Regions from separate parts of the Mus musculus genome. Here all the other regions are linked to region 1. Evidence: chromatin loops called from intact Hi-C (ENCODE). Cell type or tissue: heart. All regions are shown on one strand.

Region 1 (8,000 bases):
GCTGAAGACCAAAGGAGGAGGTAAAACTAGCTGAAAGGCCAAGGAAAGGGTAGGTGGGCAGATATCCACAGGGGTGCGCGAGTGGATGGAGGAGGGAAGGAGCAGGTGGGGAGAGAGGAAGGAGCACCCAGTGCCACCAAGAGGGGCCCCTGCACCTCCGGTCTTAGTAGTCTTCCAAGTGAAGACCAACATGTTAAGAAGCCAAGTACTGCTTCCCTAACCAAGCCTAGGGTGGAGCCCAAGCATCAAAGGGGCGGGCCGAGGGTGGAGCCCACGCATCAAAGGGGCGGGGCAAAGTACACACCAAAGCATGCTGAGAGCCCCCGGGCTATAGGAGAGTAGAGGTTAGCCTTGCAGACTTGAAATAATGTTTGCACAGTTTACTGTCAGCCTACTGCATGGCCAAGACACCACAGGGTGGAGAGGCAGGGGGTGGGGGTGGGGAGTGGAAGGAATCAGAGCTCAAATACAGAATAGGTTTACTATCACCACCTGTCCTGGGTATGTGTCTTCCTTAGGGAAAAGAACTTACCATCTAACCAGACACCCTCCAACACCTGCTGCTTTAGAGCAATCTGAGGCAGCTGGTCCATGACTGTTTCCCTGTCACCCAGCACAGTTTTTACTCAAGAAAGACACATTCTGGGTGATGCATAATCTGAATGGTAAAGTCAAGTACAAACAAAAACAAAGGTGCTGTTTTCTCTAAGGCCAAACAGAAAGGATGTTTGTGTTCCCATCTTGGCCCATTTCTATGGAGCTCTGCTAGACTTAGAGAGAAAAAAAAAAAAAGTTAAGTCTAAACCTACACTCCAAAACCTGCAGCCAATAACAAAGTCTAAAGACCACAGTGGGAAAAGAAGCCTGGTGTGTGGAAGGGTAGAGTAGAAAGGGAGGAGAGAAGGGCTAGCCTGAGGAACCACCAGGGAAAGTCCATCTGGCCAGCAAGATTGCAACAGTCTGTTCATGCTAAGACGAAGCTTGGATTTAGCTCCATCTCCGAAAGCCTATGTTCGGGACTGCTTCCTGTTATTGTCAGACCTCAGGCTCTCAAGTCTGATGCTGTAAATACCTTGAGCTAGAAACCTCCACTGCCACACACACAAACCAAAGGCTCTTCCTTCCAAAGAATAGCTGTGCCCACCCCCACTGACACAACGCCCATCTGAGACTGAAGCTCCATATCAACAGTAGCTACACTTTCAAACAACGACCATAGCTTAAAAGATTGCTCTCAAGCTCAAAGCTGATCTCTAAACCCCACCCTTTCTGATACCCGGTCAGAAAAAAACATCACTACCACCTATTTGACCTGGTCCACTCACTGGACCCCAACCAAGCTGGAGAGATGTTACTAAATCTCTAGTAAGTATCTAGTATACCTGGGGAAGGGGGTGGGGAGAGAGAGACAGAGAGCTCAGAACTCCCAGGAGGTTACACTAGCAAAGTCAATGGGTGGCTGAGAAGAACAAGTGTTTCAACTTGCCTCTGGGACCACTGTTAACCAAGCAGGGGGGAGAAAACCCACCATGGCCATGAGAGGAGATCTTCCCAAGAGGCGAGGCTCCACACGGAGAATGCTGGGAGTAGAAGGGGCATAGTCAACCGTAAGAGAGAAACTTGGGACCCACAGAGGTTCCTCCCAGTCACAGTGCCTCCTGAAGAGCCAGAACCTATACGGCTGTTATTTCCTATTTGAGGATGTACTAAGAGGGCTCAGAAGAGCATACCCATAAGGATGCAGAATTCAATAGGATCAAAGTCTGGGAAGAAGGTAGAAATGGAAAGGAGGAGGGAAGCAGTAACAACAGAATTCTGTTAAGAGGGCCTGTGAAAAGAGGCAGATACCAAAGGAGGTAGAGGAGTGTTTGGTGCGCTCTAAAGCCACACTCACCCACTTGCAAGACCCCAGTTGATGCTCCAACTGGGCAACATACAAATAAACAGGCCCCATAGGGCTCATAGACTGGGCCAGAGAACAGGGTGTGGATACCAGGGAGACTGTCTCACCCTGGGGTCAAGCCTGAGTCACCAGTTAGAATCATAAGTTTGCTGTCCTTCTGAGTCCTTTGTTTGCCCAACAGGTCCCTGTACGGATATAAAGTTCCTACGGGGCACCATCCAGGAATGTCCATTGGAAGGGAGTGTGGTGCTCTGCCCAGCTGGAAAGGGGATGGGAATCACACACATCTCAGGAGCTCCTTACCCCTTGTGCTAAAGGCAGAGTTGTGGCTTGGGTCACTTTGGAAGAGAAAGCTAACTTAATCAGTCCTGCTTAAAGAGCTCAACAACTCCCAGCAGTCCAGCCTCAGGGGGCAGGGTTACAGCCTCCTCCTTAAGACTGGGCGACAGTCTTCCACAAGGCTGGAACCAGGGACTAGCTAACAAACCCAGAGGAGCTCAGGAGGGGTCGGCTGCTAGAGGGTCCAGCCACTTAGGTTGGGAGTGTTGTTTATACAGGACCAGAAGTTCTGAGAGAAATAGGGACTCTGAACATTTCTCAAATCCCCCTTTCTTGCTTAAGTTGGCAATTGTGACTAGTTCGAGGAATGTCTTCTACCAGGCCAACAGCATTACAAGCCTTACAAGAGTAGTCTTTAGTAGGTAAAGAAGCTAGGCATGGCGTGATGTGGCGTGGCATGAAGCCTTGTCTCTCTGGTTACTTTTGACCACTTTTAACTGGTGTAGACTTCATCCCTTTTCTCTAAAAATCAGGTCGAGGTCTGCCTACCCCTCAATCAAGTGTGGCCTAGTGGGGCCCTACCTGTTTCAGCAGAAACTGGTCCTGGGAGTTGGTGTGCAGAGAGATGGCCAAGTGGAGAGCCGACAGAAGCACCCCGCTGAGCACCGCAGCCCTCATGCGCACAGGCAGCAGGGTGTAGATGGTATAGATGAAGAACACGGTCCACCAGATGCCCTCGGAGGCGCTGCGTGGCTGTGGCAGCAACAGGCCCACTACCTGGACGGCCAGCACCACTGCAATGAGCGCATAGCAGGCCAGGCCCATGTGGTCCTGGTGGAACGCTGCACGGTTGCAGAGCACGGCCATGATAAGGATCACGCCCACAGCAGCTGCCAACACGGCCAGGTAGGCTATCTGGAGCGGGGGGCGCGCCGCGTGGAAAGCCAGCATGACCAGGCACACAAGCACCAGCACGGCCATGAGCATGGTGAGACTGCTCTGGTTCAGGCGGAAGAAGTAGCGCTGGTACAGACGCTCCAGTTTGTCCGACGGGAACTTCTTAGAGCGGAATATCTGCAGCAAGGCCAGGCAGCAGGCGCCCAACGACAGCACCGCGCCGGTCCCAGAGCCTGACGCCACAGAACTGCCTCCATCCTCCGACCCGTCTCCATCCTCGACGATGCCAGTCCCGGGCTCCAGCTCCTCGGCCGCTCGGCCTTTTCCTCGACGCTCCTCCAGGCCCAGCTCCACCGAGCGGGGGCGCACCTCTGTGCCACCTGCGGCCGCTGCGGCCGCCGCCGAACTGCCGCTGCCGCCCGCAGGGGGCGCCCGGGTGCTGCCCCCTCCAGCCGCGCCCCGCCGCTGCCGCCTGCTGCCGCGACCGCCGTCGTCGCCACCGCGCTCCTGCCAGGCGGACTTAGAGCGGAAGCTGAAGCCGAAGCCCCCAGCCAGAGGGTCATCACCGCTTAGTGGAGGGTCTTCGTCGTCATCGCCACCGCGCCAACGGCTGGCCAGGCGCTGCTGCTGTTGTGGGGTCACCGCTCCCCCAGATCTCTTGGTGGAGCCGCGGGTTGATCCCCCGGGGGCGTGGGGGTAGCCATTGGCGCGGGAATCGGCTTCTCCCCAAGCGGCGCGATGCTCCGGGCCTCCCCGGGGCGCTGGCGACGCCGCTGTCTGTGCAGCGTAGCCCGGGGGGCTCACGCTTTTGGAGCCGGACATCCCCCCCTCGGCCTCGTCGTCTTCTTCCTCTTCCCCCGGGGGCCGGGCCGGGGGTCTCCAAGGAGAGGGCGGACAGCCAAGCAGGGGGACCAGGCTAGGGTCACACGTCGAGGGAGGCCCGGGGCCCTGCGCAGCAGCGGGACATCGTGGCACCCCCGTCCTGAGCGGTGGAGGACAACGGGAAGGCTAGCGGGGAGACAGCGCAGCCCCGAGGTGAGAAGTAGCTACGAATTAGAGTCCAGAGTCCCAGGTCCGAGACGGAGTTGGCTCCGAGCGGTGGCAGTGGGGACAGCTCTGACTGCTGCGCCGGACGCAGAGATGTCCGGACTCCTGGCTCGCGTCGAGCTCAGGCTGGGAGTTGAGGAGCAGGCGGGACGGAGAGGTGTCCTTGCGGGCGGCGCCTCTCCGAAGCTGGCAGTTCCCGGGCGCGGCGCTCGTGGCTTTTGCCTAAGCCGAGAGCAGCGACTCTCCCAGCAAGGTGGCGGCGAGGGCGGCTCGGCAGGGGTCCCGGCACGGAGACGCAGCGGGTGCCCTTTGCTCGCAGCGCACTGGGAGCGACTGGGAGGTGCAGGCTCCTGCCAGCATTATTTTCTTACGAGGGGTGGGGAGGTGGGATGGGGGGTGGAGAGGACGGGGGAGGGGGCGGCGGGCGGAGCAAGAGCTCCGGAGCCCCGGGGAGGAGGGTCCTGGAGCCCGGGGGGGCCGTCGCCCGCATCCCCCACCTCCGGAGGCGCGAGTGGGAGCGTGGCCCCCGCGAAAGGCGAACAGAGCCTCCGGCGTGCCCGCGCAGGGGGCGGGGGCGAGGACCGGCTCCTGCGGTGCGGCCCTTCCCCTCTCGTCTCCTCCTGTCCCCCAGACCCAGCAGGCCGGCCCGTTCCGGCAGGTCCCGAGGGTTGAGTCGCTAGCTCCGCAAGCCCTGGGTTCCTCGTTGCCGGCGGCTGGCCCACCGTAGCCGAGCGCAGAACCACTACGCGGAGGGCGGAATCCGGCGCAGCGCCGCCGCCGTTCTGCCCCAACGCAGGCGGGCTTCTCCCGGGGACCACGGCATCCAGCGATGGAGGGCTGCGGCTCAACAGCAGCCGGCCGATAAGGGCCGGCCGAAGAGCCGCGGCGCCCCGGGGGCGCTCCCGAGGGGCCCGAGGGAGCCCGGCTCCGGGCGCGCCATGCACGCCTCGGGCCCTGCGCCGCTCCGGCCGCTCGCGCCGCTCCTCCCTTCTCGCCCGCTCGCCGCCGCCGCCGCCGGAGCGCCCTCCGCATCCCCTCCTCCCGCCGCCTCCCCGCCCCCCGCGCCGCTCGGGCCTCGGCTCACAGCGGCGTGCGGCCGCCTCCGCCCTCTGCCCTGCCGCCGCCCGCGTCCTGGCCCCGGCACCCCGCGAACATACTCAAGCCGGGCCCGGGAGCCGCAGGGACCCCCGCTCCCCTTCCTCACCTATATTTTCACTGCGCCCCTCCCTCCCTGGTGCCTGGAGCCGGGTCAACGGGCGGATCCCTCGTCGGACCTGGGTAGCGGGCAATCCACCCCCGATCGGGTCCTGCGACCCCAGTCCTATCTCCCCTCTTTTTATTACCCTTTTCTCCCCCACCCCCATTCAGCCCAACTTCAGCTACGGTGCTGCTCCCCCCTTCTCTGGTCCGGCTCTATTGGCCGCTTCCAGAGCTGTCAGACTCGAGTCCGGCGCTCTTATTGGGCGATTCTGTGGCCCGGCGACGGTGCCAACGGAGGGCGCGCCGGGTGGGGGGCGCCCCGACCGCTACTGCCGCAGGGAACTGGAGACAGAGTCCCTAGAGAGGACGGAGGGACCCAGAGCCAGACCCGGAAATGAACTAGGGAGATGCAGAGACTGAGGATGTCTGGGGCACAGAAAGACAGCGATGGAAAAGATGGAGTTGCTAGCAGTGGGTGAGGCCGATGCAGCCAGGGTGGGGCGAGCAGGACCACTTTGGAGCATAGTTACTAAGAGGAAACACCACTGACAGCTGTGGGAACACCTGGCGTTTATAAGGAGCCCTTTGCCTGTTCATGTGTTTTAAATCCCATGTGGTTCTAGTAACAGCCATGGGCTCGGATGGGGGACAGGGCCTGTGTAGCTATTTCCTATTTGCAAATGTGGAAACTGAGGCTCTAAGAACTTAGCCAACTTGGAATACACCACACAGGTCTCCTAACCCACAATCCAAAGATCTTTTCTTCAGTGCTACGCTGGCTTCCACACCTACCCAGATGCTCCCACAGGCAAGCTAGTCTCCTTGCCAGTCAGGGAAGCAAAAATGACCCTTCTGGGAACTCCTGAATAAAGGCAAGGGTAGACAAGAGTAGACAGCTGAGTAGAAGATCTGGGTCTGTCTGCCTCTTCAGCTCCCTTGACCCCCTAAGCTGTCCTAACCGGAGTTCTGGCAGTTTTGCTTGGGGAGGGTGACTTGTATGCTGTCAGCCCCTTCATCCTTCTGCCGTCCTCCAAAGTTGACAAGAAGCCTAGAGGTCCACATCCTCCTCCACTGCTCATCTCCTTGGCAACTGAAGATAAACCTTGCCAGAGCTGCAAACCGGGAGGAGAGAAAAAAAGAATTCCAAGGGATCTGCGTAAACGGGATCTTGAGTAATCCTCCAGCCTTTGAGTAATCTATGGTTGGCTAAGTAGTAAAAGCAACACGAACCTAGCCAGCCAAACCCTATCGCGCTGGAAACTTGCAAAGCATTGTACCGGGCTGGATGCTACCAGGAAAAGACAGCAAACTGGGTCTGGAACTCGTGTAATCAGGGAGGGAGCAAAGCTGGCCAGCCCCTCTGGCTCAGCCACACTCACTAGGCAACAGGATTCCAAGAGCCTGTCAGTGTACGGCAAAAACCATTGTTTCCCTCTGTGAGTACCAAATCGATTCTGGGGGTGCAATCTAGGTCCAGCAGGGAAAGAAGATGGGCAATATTTGTTAAGCTTCTTGGTACTGTAGGGATATTCTATTGTCAGTGTCAAACACCAATAAGAGAACAGATTTAGTTGTGATCTTAATTGGTTTTTCTTTGTGATTTGGGAATCAAGCAACAGCTCGTTCTGGGTAATAGACTGAGTGATCTGATGAGCTACACAGAAGCGCTTCAGCTTTCTAGACAGAAAATGGCTGAAGAGGCAGAATCGGAACAAAGAGGGCATAGCTCATTTCAAAGAAGGTGAAACCGGAGTGGGACTTCCTTATCTTGTCAAGGCTGGCACGTTTGGGAAGTTCACACCTGCATAGTCTCTCTCTGTCCCCCTAGGGAAGGTCAGATGATTAACAATGTGGCCTGCTGGGACTTGAGTCTGGTGCAGGGTCTCAGTTTGAATCAGCCACCTCCTGTAAATTTTGCTCAACTGACTTAAGGAAAGGATTACTCCAGCATAAAGATGAACACATTTCCAGAATTCTGCCATTGTAGCAAAGATGTTTAAGAGACACTTGGGACATAGGCAACTGCATGCACAGAAGGCATGTAGACAGCGAGGTTACTGGGCAGCCTTGCATCCTTGAACCTGTTCTCACTCCTCCTCCTCCCTCCCTCTCTTCTCTCTGCCCCCCACCCCCCACCCCCCACCCCAATCCTCCAGTCCTGCTAATTGAACCTAGGACTTCTAACCTAGCAGTAGTCCCTACCCTGACATTATTTCGTTTGGTTTTTTTTTTTTTTCCACAACAAAAACTGTGTGCATCATAATAATGTTAATGGTTTTCATGTCAATAAACAGTTTATTTACAATACTCAGTTTAAACACATTCTCACTATGTAAACCGGACTGGCCTTGAACTTGTAAGACCCCTGCCTCAGCTTCCTGAGCACTGGGGGTTACCAGTGCATACCACTACATTGGACTAATGTCCCTTTTCTTGTTGGAGTAAAATTCCATTGTGTGGGTATATTGGAACTGGCATAAGCGACACTCTTCTGTTAACTGTTACTCATTTTCATGGTCATTCATAAAATATCCCATTCTTTTAGGGGTAATAAGCAATTTGATAGATAAATCTTTACATGCATCCTTAGTTACAGCCTTGGGAGAAATTCCTACAAGTAAATTTGCTCAATCAAAAGATGAGCATAATAGCCTTAGAATATTTCAGAAATCTG
Region 2 (8,000 bases), 73 kb before region 1:
GCTGGCTCCCCAGGGCACCACTGACTTGTAGCACACTGCACAGCCCACACCCACCTGGCCCATCCTGGATCTGTGGGGAATCCCAGAGGAAGCCAGAGCTCTTCAGAACCAATGCCACGCCAAGGCTCCTGACGACATTGTGGGAACCATGAAGACGGGGCAGTGTGGAAAAGCAAAGACATTCCCACATTAGATAGGGTTTGAAGGAGGCGGCGTGTGAATGAGAAGAGGCTCAGGGGCTGAGAGGCGCCTTGGAAACTCAGCACAGTGGCCTCACCCACCCACCAACGACTACTGCAGCTCCCTGACCTCTGGCAGAAGGAAGAGTTTGCTCTGTGGCCTGGCAAGAAGGTTTGTGGGAGAGAAGTTTATTTATAATCCAAGTGCAATAAAGTTTCTCTCTTCCAAAAAATCTCAACTTGGAGAACAATTATCCTCTCCCAGGCTCGGCTTCCTCCTCCTGCTTCCACCGAGTCAGACAAGCGCTCATTGTTCTGCGTGAGCACTGGTGACAGTTGAGGGGGATGGGGGTGGTGGGGGTGGAGGGAAAGGGTTCAGGGGAGGGAAATGCGGCCGCACCTAAACGCCAACTTCCTGCTTCTACCCTACAGGTGAAAGGCAGCACTTCCAAGCTTTCCCATGCACCCCTAACTTTTTGCCCACCCCAGCCACCTATATCCCTTCCCATCTCCTCACCTCCAGGGATGGCAAAATGTGTTTTCTCATACAGCTCAAGCTAGCTTCAAACTTATTATGTAGCAAAAGACAAATTACTGATTTCCCTCGTCTCTCCCTCCAAGGGCTGGGATGACAGACATGTGTCATCACCCAGAGGCTGTGTAGGCACTGGAGACGCAACCCAGGGCCTCCTGAACTCTAGATAAGGATTCGACCAACTGAGCTATATGCCCAGCCATGGCCAGTCAAAATGTGGGAAGGCTTAAAAGAAAACCACTACAGAGAAAGGGAAACTTCCAGCCAGCCATTCCCATCCAACTGCAAATAGAGGACAGACTGAGGACAGTTTCAGTGAGGGCTGTCCTGGATGAATCCACTGCCTCATGGACAAAGGGGCACCTGGTGTTTCTCATACTAGGCCGTATTGCCAGCTCTGCCAGGTGCTTCAGCAGGGAATTTTGGGTTCTGAGAGTGCCCGAGGTGAGGAGACACAATGGATGGGATGCTATGTTGAGAGCCAGGACATGCCAAGTCCAGCCTTGTGACTTGGGAAAAGCATAAAGCCTCCTGGAAGCCACGTAGCCTGCATTCATCTCTACGGTGGTACTGATGACTCCTGTAACAAGACAGTGTGTACAGGTGTCAGGGGTGCGACACAGCATGGGCTGGGGCTAGCAGTGCTCCTAGTGATTGACCCAGTGAGGAATGGCTGAAGATGCCACCGGGTCTGGCTTGGCTTCTTTCTGTACTAACCCATCATGTCTCCATCATTCTGAACGGAGGCAAACACACAGCGGGTACCAGTAACCCCTTGTCTGCTAAGCCAGGGAATTGAAGGCTAACGGATCCTTACGAGGTCTCAGATATCCCAGCTTACCCATGAAGAACGTCCCAGACCTGCAGTCAGTGTTGCCTGACCCTGATCATGACATGGGGCCCAGAGGGGTTCCCACCTGTGTCAAAACCAAGCAAAAGCTGCTCAGATGAAAATAGTACATACTATGGCCACTAAGGGCTGGAGAAGAAATCTCCATCATCAGAGAGATGAGCCCTAAGACCTGTCTGTATGTCCCTTGAGTGGGAGGATAGCTCTGCAGCCTCATGAAAAGGCTTGGGAATAGCAAATGATCTGATCTGGATTACAGACTGTCTGCTCTCTCTCTCCTTCCCTGCCCCACCCCAGGACTGGCCGGTGTGGCCAGATCCTCCCCTCTCTAGGCCTCAGGAGGTTCCTTCTTATGAAAAGCAGGAAGAACACAGCACATGGGTTTCAGCTGTTCCTGGAGGACACCGGCATCCTGGGTCTGTGGGACTCCTCATCGTGATGATTCAGCTTCTCTAAGCAAACCCACGGGGCTCTGCCCCGTCTCTGGCAGCTGTGCTGCCAACAGGATGCAGGCAGGTGAACGGGTCTTGTGCCGAGGCTACAGGAGCACCCCTGGCCTGCTGCGTGATGCAGGAGGAATCAGACTCCCTTGAGGCCAATGACCTCCTAGCCTGGGAGCAGAGGGCCACCGTTAAACCGCACCATTCCTGATGGAAACATGGGGAAAGCATCCAGGGACAGAGTGTGGGTGACGCTCCCCTATACACTGCCTGTCTTTCTGCTCCCTCTGCTCCAGAAGATGTCTCAAGGTCTCTGGAGGTCTGCTTCACGGGCCATAATCACAACACCTCTTCTTTAGGTAGAGAATTTAGAACCTTCTGGTTTAAAAATAATACACTTGCTTAAAGGCTGTGACAGAGTATGGTAGTTTGTCCAACTCAATTTATTGTCCCTTCTTTCCAAAATAGTACACACTTACCAAGTGTGACTCAGCGAGACAATGCTGCCTAGTCCGGCCTGGCGGCTAGGTATGGCCAAGTGATGGTGTTCAGGCAGGGGTGTGAACAGAAGTGACACGCGAGGCTTCCACATCACTGCTCATTCCAACTTCGCACAAGCCCCACCCGGTCTGTCCCAGCAACCCCCAACTGCCATTTTCTTCTAGACTGGAACACAGATAGTCTCTGACCTAGCTTTCCCCGGGGTGACGGTGGGGTTGGGGGGGATAAAGAAAATGGACTCAGGTAGCATAGCAGGGCAATAAAGGGAAGAAGAGGGTTACTAACCTGGACCAGCCACATGGGGACTATCACACAGAAGATATGAACTCCTTCTGAAAGCCACCCTACCCTACCCCGTGACTGTGGCAGTATCTCAGCCTTGCCCCTCACTGGCAAGCTGTAAGCAGAGAGGTTTCCAGAACTCAGTCTGCAGGTGGCAGCCTCCCCTCCCCCAGTCTCACTTCAGCTTCCTTCTCCTTTCTTCTCCTTTCTGTGCACAGCACACAAAGCCGGAGGAAACAGGCGTGGCTGGGGATGTGAAGACTCAAAGCCTCTCCAGACACCGACGAAGGCTTCTGGGCAGTAGTCCTGACAAGAGCTGGGACCAAGCCCAGACACAAAGCAGACATGGAGTTCATGAAGGAAGGAAGCGCACGGTGGCTGAACGCTGCAGGTGGGGAGACAGGGCCCCGAGGAAAGAGGACACGGGCTCTGCAGAATGTCAAGGAGACGAAGCACGGTGCGAGAACAAACAGAGCTCGGGCCTCAGAGAACCCAAAGCTTAGGTAGGGTCTTCAGTACTTCACGTGATGGCTGTGAGTAACCTGGACTTGAATTCCTCACCTACAAGACAAGGACGGTGCGAGCTACTTCTTGGGGACCGTGAAGACTCAATAAAGCGATCATCTAAAAGGTTGGAGAAGCAATTCTTCCACTGTCTGTCCGGGCTTAGATGGACGGGGAAAGCAAGATTGGGGAGCCCCCAACTCACACACACAATGCCAACCCCCTGCAGCCAGGGGAGGGCATCAGGCTCAAAGCTGGGTGCTTCATTAGAGGATGTCCCAGGAAAGTGACCCACGCCCAGACACACACCCTGAGCCAAGCTGCATTCCGACCCTACTCACAGACACTACCCACAGACGCTTCTCTCTCCCGGGCTTGGAGGACTGGGCAAGAGCTGGAGTTAACACCAGCTCCGTGCCCTTTGTGGGTGACATTCTGGGCTATCCCATGAAGGATTCCAGACATGGGACCACCCACCTGAAGGCAAAGGTCCCCTTTCTCTGTTCGGTGGCCTCTTGAGACCCTGGCTAGGACTGACAAGACAACAGCAGAGGCTGAATATTCCTTACCTAAAGCTAGGGGAATGGAAGTCTTTGCCTCGGGTGAGAGCCAAGCTCCAGTCTTCTCTGGAGGCTATCAGCAAGCACAGGCTAACCTGGGCCAACTCAGAAACCATCCTGGACTAACAGATCTCCATACCGCCAAGGGCAGGGAAGCAGGAGCTAGCCAAGGGCCTCACTGCTGACTTCAAGGATGACTCTCATATAGGCTCCTCATGGGGCTGAGGATTGAGTGAGGGGTCCTTAGAAGGCAGGCCAAGTAGAGTGCCTGAGGACTTTGTAGCGAGAAGGGAAGTGGGCTGTGGCCCTGCCCATCAAGTCTCCAGTCTCCTGGGCTTCTTCCTCCTTCATATCTACAGCCCCCAAAAATCTAAAACAAGCCACTAGATGATCTGGGAGAAGATGCCTTATCTGTCCCAGGTGAAGCGGGCACTACCTTCTGTTGGCCATGCCACAGAACCTGGGCTCCTTGACCCCTCAGCCATGAAGGTCATCTGCTTGCTGGCATGATGCTGTCTCTCATCCATGAGTCTCTACCTGCTCCTGAAAGTTGAGCTTCAGTACTAGCCTGCCTAATGCCTCCTCTTGCATCTCAGTTCACCCTCATGTGTCCAGACAGAGAGCTCTGCAGCCCAAGAAACCCACCCCGGCTGTTGTGGGTTTCCACCAGAGAAGACAGCTCAGACATGGGTTTAAACCAATAGAAAGTCTTTATTAGCAAGCCAGTGACTGCTATGGGTGTTTGGGATAGCCCTGAGCCTTTCTCAGGGCAAGCTTTTAAGCACAAAAGCCACATTCTGAGTTGACATACTTCAATTAACAAGAACAGTGAGCCAAAAGTGGAACTACAGAAGCCAGAAATTCTATGAACTTTGACAGGTTAGTCCTTTTTTTTAGTCTTGGCAGGTGGTACTATGTACTGAGTTTTACAGCCTAAATGGTATTTCCATCATGGAGTCAGTCATGCTAATATCTGGGACTATGTTAACCCTAGCCATCCTTCATCCTCCACTCTGCTGAGGTTTTAAAAGCAGCACGCACACCCCAGTGTGCCGGAAATAACACATCAATGCCCCATGGGGACGTGATAGGGTCCAAGATATGAAACGGACCCTAAACTCTTGTGTTGAAGGTTAGGTAACTCGATGGCAGTGCTGTTGACAGGCTATTAGACAGTGATGGCACTAACTTCATCAATGGATCAGGCATTGATGAGTTAGTAGCTATTGATGAGTTTCTGATCTGGGTCTCCAGAAGTTGAGGACGGTCAGAGAAAGCAGGTCATTGAAGCATGCCTCTAAAGGGTGTATCTTGTCCCCGCCCCTTTCTACGTGGCCTCCCCTTTCCTTCCTAGATGGACACCAGCATGTCTCTCCTGTGCCTTTCTGCCATGACTCATCTCGTGGGCCTAGAGGCAAAGCTATCCAAGGACTGAAACAAAGAGTCAATACATATGTCCTTCTTTACATATTTTCTTCTGTAATTTTCCTTCTCTCCATAGGTCTTCCTCAGGTATTTTGTCAGTGATGAAATGTTGACCAACAGAAGCAGATTAGCTATTAGGCCCTCAGGGGAGTTCATGCTAAGTGCACTGGGTGAGGAGAGAATGGTGTGCTGCTTCTGCCTCTGTGAAAGAACAAACTAGAGTTCCTTGAATGGCTCAGATAGGAGTGGAAAAGGCCCTGACTTCTCCAAACCCACATCACATGCTCTCTGTATGCACATCTTCAGGGACGAGAACATGAGGACCTTGTGGGGACAATGGTGAGTCTGGCACCCTGCAACCACCACCGCTATGTCCCCATACCCAGGGCACATAAGCCTGCTGGGATAGAGGATGGGATGAAGTCGTCTCTGGAAGTCTGGGCCCACAGAAGTGGCATGAAAAGGAAAGTGAATGGAGACTTCCCTGATAAATGAGCATTGGCGAGTCTGGGGATGTGTCAACCAGGTTCTCTTAAGGGGACCACGTGCACGAAGGCAACAGAGTCTGCAAAGCTGCCTTTGAACCTGGGTCGCCTTGGCACTGACAAGCAGAGGAAAAGACAGAGAGGCTGTGAGTCCTCTGCAGTGAGGAACTCTCTAGAAGCTATTCAACTTTCACTGGTGCTGTTCCAAAAGCCAGAACAGGATTAAGAAGATGACAGTCTGGAGAGAGACAAAGTCCTATTAGTTGCAGGGTCTCACACAAATGCCCACGACTCCCCACCTCTCAACCCCATCCCTGGAGGTGCTAGAGATCTGACTCCTTTGACAGAGGAGTGAGCCAGGCCCCTGTTGGGATCCAGCTCATGTCACTTAAATAGGTTATCCTTGCCAGAGCAAATTCTCTGCAGCGCTCAGATAAGTCCTAGCTCCCATCACTGACACCTGCTGAACTGCAGACTAAGGCCAAGAGGCCAAGAGACCCCGGGTGGCAGAGGATCAGGTCATCCCATTTCTTCCACGAGTTCTCTTGGACACCTTAGCATAAATCTCTTGACTTTTTTGATTCCTATAAATTCAGGGCAAGTTTCCTAGTATTTGATTTCTATTTCTCGGCTGGTTATGCCTGGCCTGCTACTAATGCTGTATATTAAGGAGGCCCAGTCAGTGTGTGACTAGCATGGTGGGACATGGCCCTGCCTTCAGAGAACTGATAACTAAGGTAGAAAACAAGCAAACAAACAAAAAACCAAGAGAGAATACACAGACAGATCTGGGAGATCAACACTGGGTTAAGACTCAAATGTCTGTTTGAGTCACAGAGGTCAGGACAGGCATCAAGGAGAAGGCAGCAGTTTGGCTGGGAGCAGGAAATTATCTGCTTGAGGTAAATTTTTCAGATAAAACAACTGTCCCCAAAAGTCAAAAGTACAGCTGGGTCAGAAAAGAGGCAACCAGAGGGGCCTGGAGAGATTGTTCAGTGGGTAGGGGGCATCTGTCGCTCTCACAGGGGATCTGAGTTTAGTTCCCAACACATAGATGGTGGCTCACAACCATCTGTGACTCAGTTCCAGGGAATCCTGTGCCCTCTTCTGACTTCTGTGGGCACCAGATAAACATACGGACATGCAGGCAAAATACTCACATACATAACAAACTGAACACAGCCAAAAAATTAAAAGAGGCTACCACAGCATGGTAACCAGAGGACAGCAGGTAACTAGGCTGTGTCACTCAAATGGTCCAGAAGGTGAGCTCTTGTCTGCCAGATGAGAAGCTCGGCTTGGTCACAATGTAGTTAGCAGTCACTGTAGTTAGCTGGCAAGATAGAAAGGAATGTCACGGTGACAGTGAGGCTGGCCGTTGTCCACTGACTGCTTACCGGGTGCAGGTATAGCTGCATCTAACACTCAAGATAATGCTAAAAGCTGGGTGCAGTTACAAATCCCATGCTATACACAAGGAAAGTGAGTACCAAGAGGCTGAGGCCACAGATCTGGGGAGTGATGGAGCTGGAACCCGAACCAGGGCTCGCTGATTCAGAAACCCATGCTCTCAACCACTAAGCTACCTTTCCCCTCCCTGATTCCAAGGAGGATCATTTGCCTGCAGTTGCAAGGAGAGATGCCTGTTAGGAACTGAGTCTGGGCTCATGACTAGATGTACGAGGGACATGGGGCTGCAAAGGAGACATGCGTCCAAGGAGTCTAGGAGGGATATACTGACATGATTCAGAATGGTCTTTCCCCACAAGTCCAGGGAGGCATGAATGCACAGAGGCCTCTTGACAATGAGGAGTGGAAAAGAGCACAGACCACAGAGGAGGCGACGAACTCGGAATGACGAACAGAGTGTCCATACCACAGACCCTGGCATGTCTTTCCTAGTCAGTCTCTTTCTTCAGCATCCCCAGCTCCTCCCTGAACGTGAGCCTTCGCAGATCACCCTCAGGGGAAGGAAGCTCCCATCTACTTTTTCCCCTTCCAGGGCCCCATCTTCCACTAACACCCTACTACGGTCCCTTCCAAGTTCAGGTTGTGGTCTGAGGGGAAATAGATGGGCCTGCTTAGTATCTGTCATCGAGTCTCTATCTGCCTCGGAGTCCAGAGCGGGGGACTTATTTATCAAGTCTGTGCATGCGAAAGCCTGCGAGCGCGTGTCAAGAACCTAAAGCTATAAACAGCTCTGCCCCTGGAAAGGAAGCACAGCGCCATTTGTCCTCGG
Region 3 (8,000 bases), 100 kb after region 1:
TAATGTGGTTCACTTACACAATGAACTACTACTTAGCTATTAAAAAACGAAGACATCATGAAATTTGCAGGCAAATGAATAGCACTAGAAAATATCATCTTGAGTGAGGTAACCCAGATCCAGACAAGTATTGTTATGTACTCACTTATAAGTGGACAGTAGCCATAAAGTACAGGATACTCATGCTACAATCCACAGACCCATAGAAACTAAGTAACAAGGAGGACCCAAAGGAGGATGCTTGAATCTCACTCAGAAGGGAAATAAAATAGACATTGGAAGTGGATGGGGGAGGAAAATGGGTGGGAGAGGGGGGTAAGAAGGGAAACAGGGATGGAGATCAGGTGTGGGGTGGAGGTAGGGCTCAAGAAAGGGCTATGAAAGAGAACAGAAATTGATGGGAAGGCATCTCTGAAATGAGCTTGAGACCAGGCACAGGGAAGGCTCCCGAGAGTTTATGGGGGTGATCCTAGCTGAGAGATATGGAGAATGAAGTGGCCACCTCCTGTAGCCAGATGGGACTCCCAGTGGTATGAGGGGAACACCAAACCATTCACAAAACCTCAATCCAAAATTTATCCTGCCTACAAGATGCACAGGGATAAAAATGGAGCAAAGATTAAGGGAATGGCCAACTAATGTCTGATCCAACTTGAGACCCATCTCAAGGGCAAGAACCAATTCCTGACACTACTACTAATACTCTGTTATGATCCCAGACAGGAACCTAGTATAACTGTCTCCCGAGAGGCTCCATCCAGCAGGTGATGGAAACGGATGTAGAGACTCACAGCCAAACTTCAGGCAGAGCTTGGGGAGCCTTGTGGAAGAGTGCAGGATAGAACTGAAGGAGTCAAAGGAGTCAAGGACACCACAAGACCTACAGAGTCAACTAACCTGGGCCTATGGGGGCTCACAGAGACTCAATCACCAACCAAAGAGCATCCAGGGGCTGGACCTAGGCCCCACACACATTTGTAGCAGATGTGCAGTTTAGTCTTCATGTGGGTCCCCTACCAATTGGAGTGGGGGACTTACCCTAACTCTGTTGCCTACCACTGGATCCCCTTTCCCTAACTGGACTGCTGTGTCAGGTCTCAGTGGGAAAGGATGCGCTTAGTCCTGCTTTGACTTGATATCCCAGGGTGGGGTGGTACCCAAGGGGGACTTGTCTTTCTCTAAGAAAAATGGAAGGGTGTGATGGGGGAGAAGTTTGTGAGGGTGGGGCTGGGAGAAGAGGAGGGAGGAAGTCACAATCAGGATGTAAGTGAATAAATAAATAAGAAAAAAGTCACTTAAAGGGGCACAAATAAAAGAATGAACAAAGGCGACTGGGCAAATGGAAACAAAATAAGGTGTAGGTCATATCCTAATACCAGACAAAGTACAATGAAAGGGGAACAGCAGTCAACTGTGCCATCTGCAGTGGTACATGCCTTCAACCCAAGCTACGCAGGCTGCAGAGCCAGGAGGATCACACATACAAGGCCAGGAAGAACTGTTTACAAGACCTCACTAAAAATCAAAGTCAAAAGGAGGCTGAGAATATAGTTTAATGCAGTGTACTTGCTTAGCAATGTATAAAGCCTTGGGGGATTCAAGCCTTGTGTGTGTAAGAGAGAGACAGAGCCAGAAAGAGAGACAGAGACAGAGACACAGAGAGAGAGAGAGAAGAGACAGAATTTAGATGTATTTTATTATATAAATGTTTATCTATGTATGTCCTACTTTGGTGTCTATTACTGCAATAAAAACCCCAAGATCAAAAGAAAGTTGGGTGGTGGCACATGCATGCCTTTGCTTCCAGCAGGTGAACCTCTGTGAGTTATAGTCCAAGACAGCCAGTGCTACAGAGAAACCCTGTCTCAAAAAGTGAAAAACAAACCAAAACAAAAGCTGATGGCAATCCTTCTACCTCCCACAGCAACCGTTTTTGCTAAAACAAAAGCCACAGGAGATCCCAGGGAAATGAGATGACATTGATAATTTTAGGGCACTTTAATTGGCCAAATGAACAAAATATATAAGCAATGATATAGAATAGCTGTTTTAAAAAGAGAATATATACTGAACTTTATATCTGTAAACAAAGAAGTATATATTCCTTCAAAATTATCCGTAAAAACTGAGTTGATAAAAGGTTTCTCAAATTGAGTAAAAAATATAATGAACTAGGCTGGAAAGATGGCTCGGTTGTTAAAGGCAAGGCTCACTACCAAAAAGTCAAGAATATGATAAACATCATAATCCCGGTCAGGTCAGTTGGAACACAGCAAGACTGCCTTAGTTAACAAGAACAAAGATGCAGAGAGGTTGCTCACACATCAAGTGTGTGTTCCTTTTATTTCAGGATTTACCTAGTCAACTGTCACAGAATTAAACAGCAAGTAATTTAAAAAGTTGAAAAAAACAGAATTTCTTTTGGGATGACAGGTGCATGCATGACACAGCACATACATGGAAGTCAGGGACAACTGCGGAAGGCCGTGAGTTTCAGGAACTGGACACAGGTCAGGCTTGGTGGCAAGTGCTTCTACTCACTAAACCATTTTGCTGACCCCAATAATTCTTTTTCTGAAAGATGACTCAACAGATGTTACATGTCTCATTTTGGTCTCTGGACAGTGTTTCCACTTTCACTGGTCTGATCTGGCTTTTGAAACTAAGAATATAAATAGAATGTTTTCTTGACTTCAGACTGCCACAAACTGTCTCATCGGGAATTTCTAAAGTAGAACACTTGCTTTCATGGACAAACCAAGCTGTGTTCAGCTTAAAGATATAATTAAGAAATATTGGACAAGGCCCTCCCAGATAATACACAAAGTTCTAGTTGTTTCATTATTTCCATCATTGATGACTGACTCAAGAGATAGCAATATAAAAGCACCTACCCATACCCCCTTTCTCTGCTGACTGTTCAATCAGCTTCAGCTAGCGGTTCATACTATACATTTTTATTAGAAAAGACTTCCCAAAGACTATCCTCTTTTAAAACAACGGTGCCCTCTAGTGACAACTGTGGGAAAATATTCTAGAAAACTGAATCAGTCCTTGGCGCCTGTCATACAGGCATTAGGGCGTGAATTAGATCCCCAGCAGCCACATGAAAGCTGTGTGTGGAGATGGATGCCTACAGTCTCAACGCTGAGATGGGAGGAGACAGGCAGATTCCTAGGGCTTGTTAAACAGCCAGTGTGGCTGAGCTGGTGAGCTCCAGATTCAGTGAGAGGCCCTGCCTCAAAAAGGTGGAGGGAGGAAGATGTCTGATGTCAGCCTCTGTCCTCTCTATGCATGCATGCACCCTACCCAAAGACATGCACACACTGCCTCAGTTACTTTTCTGCAACAACAATTGTGTACTAACAAAAGCAATTTAAGGAAGTGTTTATTTTGTCTCAGTTCAAGGTACAGTCCACCACAGTAGGAAAGCTAAACAAAAGGAGCAACTGCTTACACTGTCTGTGGTTACGATGAAGAAATCAATGAATGTTGTACATGGCTGGCTCACTCTTCCCTTTTTACACAGTCCAGGAGCCCAGCCAGGGAATGGTACAACCCACAGGGAGTGGGTCTTCCTACTTCAATGAACTTAAGATAATCTCCTATAAGCATGCCCAGATGCCCACTTCCCAGGTGATTCCAGACTGTCTCAAGACTAACCACACATACAGAGAAAAAAAACCATAAAAATAGTGTTGATTTTACCCCATTTCTGCTTTCTTAAATGACTTTCAAAATGCACCAAGAATGGCAGTGACACTACTATGCTCGCAGTGCACTTGCTGACACTCACACGGGCACACTGACACCTCCAGCACATCCTCGCCACTCAGACCACTAACTAACCTTACTTATGACATGGGTGAGGAGGAGGAGAAATTTTTAATACCTTCAAAGATGTTTGCAATCACAAACTCGGGCTTCTCCTTCAAGGGCAGCAGAAGGAAGCTTCTGGGCTCTTTTCACAAAGTAGCCTTCTAAACTGCAAGTGGGCACAGACACCCAGGTTTTACATAGACCTTGGATACTGAATGCTCATGAGGTGCAGGCAGCCTGCACAGCCCTGAGCAGCTGCCTTGGGGTCCTAAAGAGCACACTCTACTTCTCCCCTCTTTCTACGTTGAGGCATGTTTGTGCAAAGCAGGGAACAAGTAGCAGAGCTGGGTGTTCCTGGCAAAGTAGGTGCTAGAGTGCAAAGCTAGAGGTGTGAAGCAGTTTATTCAGAGAACAAGAATGGAAATCTTGTGCAACAGGAGCAGAACATGTAGGTGCCAACACCACTTTTTTTCTTTTGTGGGTCATGGGAGGAAAATATATCAGGAAGCAACAGAATGAACTAGAACAAGGAGGCTAAGCCGGTGTAGTCTGAAGGAAGCAACTGAGTTGGCAAAGGTCTCAGTTCACTTAGTACTATTCTGACAGAGCTATGCAATGCGGATGTGGCCCACCACTGCATTTGAATAAAAGGGGAAGGCAGTACCAGAAAGGGCTAGAAGGCTAGCTCTGGCAACCTACCACCCACATGGCTCTCCATGGTGGAGCCTGGAAAGCCTGAGTCTCACCACAGCAACAGAAAAGTAACTGAGAGGGGGCAGGGGGCAGGGGCAAGGGGTGGGGTGGGGTGGGGTGGGGTGGCGGATGGATGTATGAGTACTGGGATGTGCATATCACGGTACATGTGTGGCAGTCAGAGGACAACTTAAGGAATTGCTTCTCCTCCTGCCCTGGGTTCCAGAGATTGAACTCAAAAGACTTCAGGCTTGCCTGGCAAGTATTTTTATCCACTGAGCCATCTTGTTAGCCCTTAAATTTTTTTTTTTGTTGGCATGTGGGTGTGTGTGCATGTGGCGGGGGTGGGGGGGTGGGGGTGGAGGAGGAGGTAAGATGTCCTGTCTTCCTCTACTGATCTGTCTTATCTGTCTGAGACAGGGTTTTTCTCATTGAGCCTGAAGCTCCCCATTTCAGTAGTCTGGATGGCCACAGAGCTTCCAGGATCCGCCTGACTCTGTTTCCCGAAGCTGAGGTTATAGACATGTACGAATATGCCTGGCTTTCTACATGAGTACAGGGGATTTGAACTTAGATCTTCATACTTTCACAGCAATTGGTCTCCCCTACTGAGCTATCACCCTAACATTTAAATGATCTGACTACTGACTATTATACGGGATTCAGAAAAATATAACACTGTACTATTCTCATATTAATAATAACAGTCATCACTTTACTGAGTAATTTTCAACCTACAGACACTGTTGCATGCTCTGCTCTTGCCCTGTTGACATTCACAATGGCAAGGTCATTAGCTCCTTTTACTCAGACAGAAATGAAGGTGTAGAAGATCTGTATTACTCCCAGAAGCCACAGAGCTCACAAGCACTCCCAGCCTGATTGAGCCAGATTTTTTTTCATTAATTTAGAAGAAGAAGAAGAAGAAGAAGAAAAAAAAACCCAACATTTTAAGGCTGTAAATTTCTAAAAGACTAAGTGCTTGTAGTAAACTCCCAAAATGGCAAGAGAAAATAAACCACTATTCCAAAAATGAACTAACTGCAGTTTTATGAGTTGAAAGAAAGAAAGAAAGAAAGAAAGAAAGAGAGAGAGAGAGAGAGAGAGAGAGAGAGAGAGAGAGAGAAAGAAAGAAAGAAAGAAAGAAAGAAAGAAAGAAAGAAAGAAAGAAAGAAAGAAAGGCAGGCAGGCAGGCAGGCTCTCTTTAGGTAAATGCTAAAACAACTTATTTTATTGTTATCATTAATTATTTAACTGTCCCCAGTTGGTTTTTGCCTGCCCAAAAGAGTTCCTGGCAGCCAATGGCTGGCAGGGAGACAGAGGCGGGACTTTTAGGATCCCCAGAAGGGACTGAGGGGAAAGAAGTGATTCTGCCATAACGAGGATGGAAGATGGACCACACCAGAAAGTTGCAGGAGAGAGATACAGCAGACATGTAGGGACAGGAGGAAATGGGCCCCAGGAGGGCTGCCTGCAGTTGAGGGAAATAGGTGTTTTAGGTTCACACAGTGCAACTTTTACCAAGGTCACTTCAGGAGCGGCTTGGCCCATCTGATGGGCTGCAGCAACTTCGGTGCTGTGAGTTGGCAGAGTCTCCAGGATGAAGAGAGGGCAACAGAGCAGGGAACAGGGCTGATCTCATCTTGGAGGAGCACTTCGAGATTGTGTTATTTACTGGAAAACCTGTTCCTAGTTGTGGTGTGGCTCAGCCCTACCACACACCTTTAATCCAAGAGCTATCTGTTTATTGTAAATAGGACTAAATAAAGTCATCTATATAGGTCAAGAGGCAGAACAAGCACCTATTGACAGGGAGTGAACACAGGAGAACAGTGAAGAATAGGAGGAAGTCGGGAGGACAGATAGACACACAGGAAATAGAAGGGATGGATATTTAGTTTGATGGGTTTTTGAGATGCTGTGGAGAGGGAGAACTTCCTTTTGGGATGTCTGCTGAGAAGACAGGTCAGCAGGTACTTTCTCTGCCTCTCTGAGCAAGCAGGCTTTCACCCCAACAGCTGACTCCCACATCTTTATTGGTAAAATAGAATATTTGAGATTTTTTTTAAAAAACAACCTTTGCATCAAAATATATTACATGGTTGGAGACATACAATATGGAAGGTTAACATCTGTGTTACCTCATTCGTGGTGAGATTAGAGATATGAAATCTAGCACTGGGTCTTGTCAACTGTTCATGGAGAGGAGAGTTAAGACATAACACACAGAGGTAGTGGAGCACAGCAGGAAATGAATGCTGGCTGCTGCTATGCACACTGTGCATCTATGGCCTCAGGAAAACCCACATGGGAGTCTGATGAGATGCTCTGAACTCTTGCACAGGGATGAAAAACAAGACAATCTGAAACACAGTTGGGGAATGGAATTGACAAATGTGAGTGATAGTTTGGGGATAGTGTATGAGAGAAGGAGGTGTCTGTGAGGAACTCTAGGTCTAGCATGGGTGACTGAAAGGCTGTGGCTGGTGGCTCCCCTGACAAAGAGAATTCACAGGCAGAGTGAGTCTGGGGATGTGGGGTCTTGCTGAGGAGCTGGTCCTGGTGTGCATCAAGGAGGGGAGATCTAAGAAGTGTGCAAGTCTAGAGTGTGGGCACAGGTGTGGTTGGGAATTAAGAGGGTGCTATGCATAACTCAAGTACGAGAAGGGAAGACAATGCCCAGAGAACCAGGGCAGGACCTGAGGACACTGACTATGGACATGGAGACAGTGGCACCCATGGAAGAAAGGAAATAGAGAGTGAACTGGAATGCAGCTCAGAGGGGGAAGCACTGGCCATCAAAGTGTCAAGACTGGAGCTAACCTTATACCTACAGGTAAGGTAGATATACCATTACAGAAAGCCACAACCAGTCCAAAGGTAGAGAGGAACTGACTGTGCGTGCTCAGTCCCAATTAATATATCTATAACTCAACACTTACCCTAAGGCCTAGAGAACATTGAGGAAGAGGGGGCAGGCAGGAAGACTGTAAAAGCCAGAGGAACCAGAAAGTCTGCTGCAAGATTGTGTCTTCTAGATGTGACAGGGAAGCTGGACTCATAAAATATCAACAATATAGCTGTTTAAACAAGATCTGAACAAGGGGAGGGAAATTCCAGGGGACCTTATGTACAGATGAAGAGCTACGGGCAATTAAAGACTGCTGAGAGAGAAAATTAGTCTTCCCTAGGGATGAGCCCCTCAAATGATTAGCCAATCCCAAGTGGCCAGTCCTAAAAACATATATTTACATATTTACTTTCATATGTGTGTGTGTATATATGTGTGTGTGTGTGTGTGTGTGTGTGTGTGTATACATGTTGTGTGTAAGCGCATAAACAGCAGTGAGGAAGTGGCATCTGCCATACGTGTACATGAAGGGTCAGAGGAGGAGGAAACCATAGACTCAAAGGTTAGATTCAACTTTGTTTTGTTTTTTTAAACAGGGTCTCATTATGTAACCCTGTCTGGCCTGGAGCTCACAGAA

The links. Hi-C counts contacts between places; a loop is a spot of excess contacts. Peaks named below come from ENCODE experiments on the same cell type or tissue, not always from the same donor. Only the 100,000 strongest peaks of a DNase experiment are listed, where the experiment ranks them.
Region 2: it touches region 1 in a loop (2.7-fold over the local background); 4 of 42 quality-filtered maps call a loop at or near these places.
Region 3: it touches region 1 in a loop (3-fold over the local background); 10 of 42 quality-filtered maps call a loop at or near these places.

Annotation. Positions count from the first base shown.
Region 1 is chr16:35,152,000-35,159,999 of GRCm38, reverse strand. It overlaps Adcy5 (adenylate cyclase 5), which reads right to left and starts at 5,136. Exons shown (of 21, transcript NM_001012765.5): 1 at 2,765-5,136. The coding sequence starts at 3,901. In heart, CTCF peaks have their summits at 3,431 and 4,120; DNase peaks (open chromatin) are centred at 3,629, 4,129, 4,819, 5,699 and 1 weaker place; H3K4me3 peaks cover 6,119 bases; H3K27ac peaks cover 4,461 bases; H3K27me3 peaks cover 4,945 bases.
Region 2 is chr16:35,224,820-35,232,819 of GRCm38, reverse strand. All of the region lies in intron 1 of Adcy5 (adenylate cyclase 5), which reads right to left. Gm46550 (a long non-coding RNA gene) reads right to left here and starts at 3,648. Exons shown (of 3, transcript XR_001781915.2): 1 at 3,639-3,648; 2 at 894-896. In heart, no CTCF peak of the experiment used is centred here; DNase peaks (open chromatin) are centred at 3,099 and 7,977; H3K4me3 peaks cover 564 bases; H3K27ac peaks cover 6,519 bases; H3K27me3 peaks cover 554 bases.
Region 3 is chr16:35,051,539-35,059,538 of GRCm38, reverse strand. The region is part of intron 3 of Hacd2 (3-hydroxyacyl-CoA dehydratase 2); the gene reads right to left. Among named protein-coding and RNA genes, the nearest start is that of Hacd2, 33 kb to the right of the region's middle. In heart, a CTCF peak has its summit at 3,011 (motif pointing left); no DNase peak of the experiment used is centred here.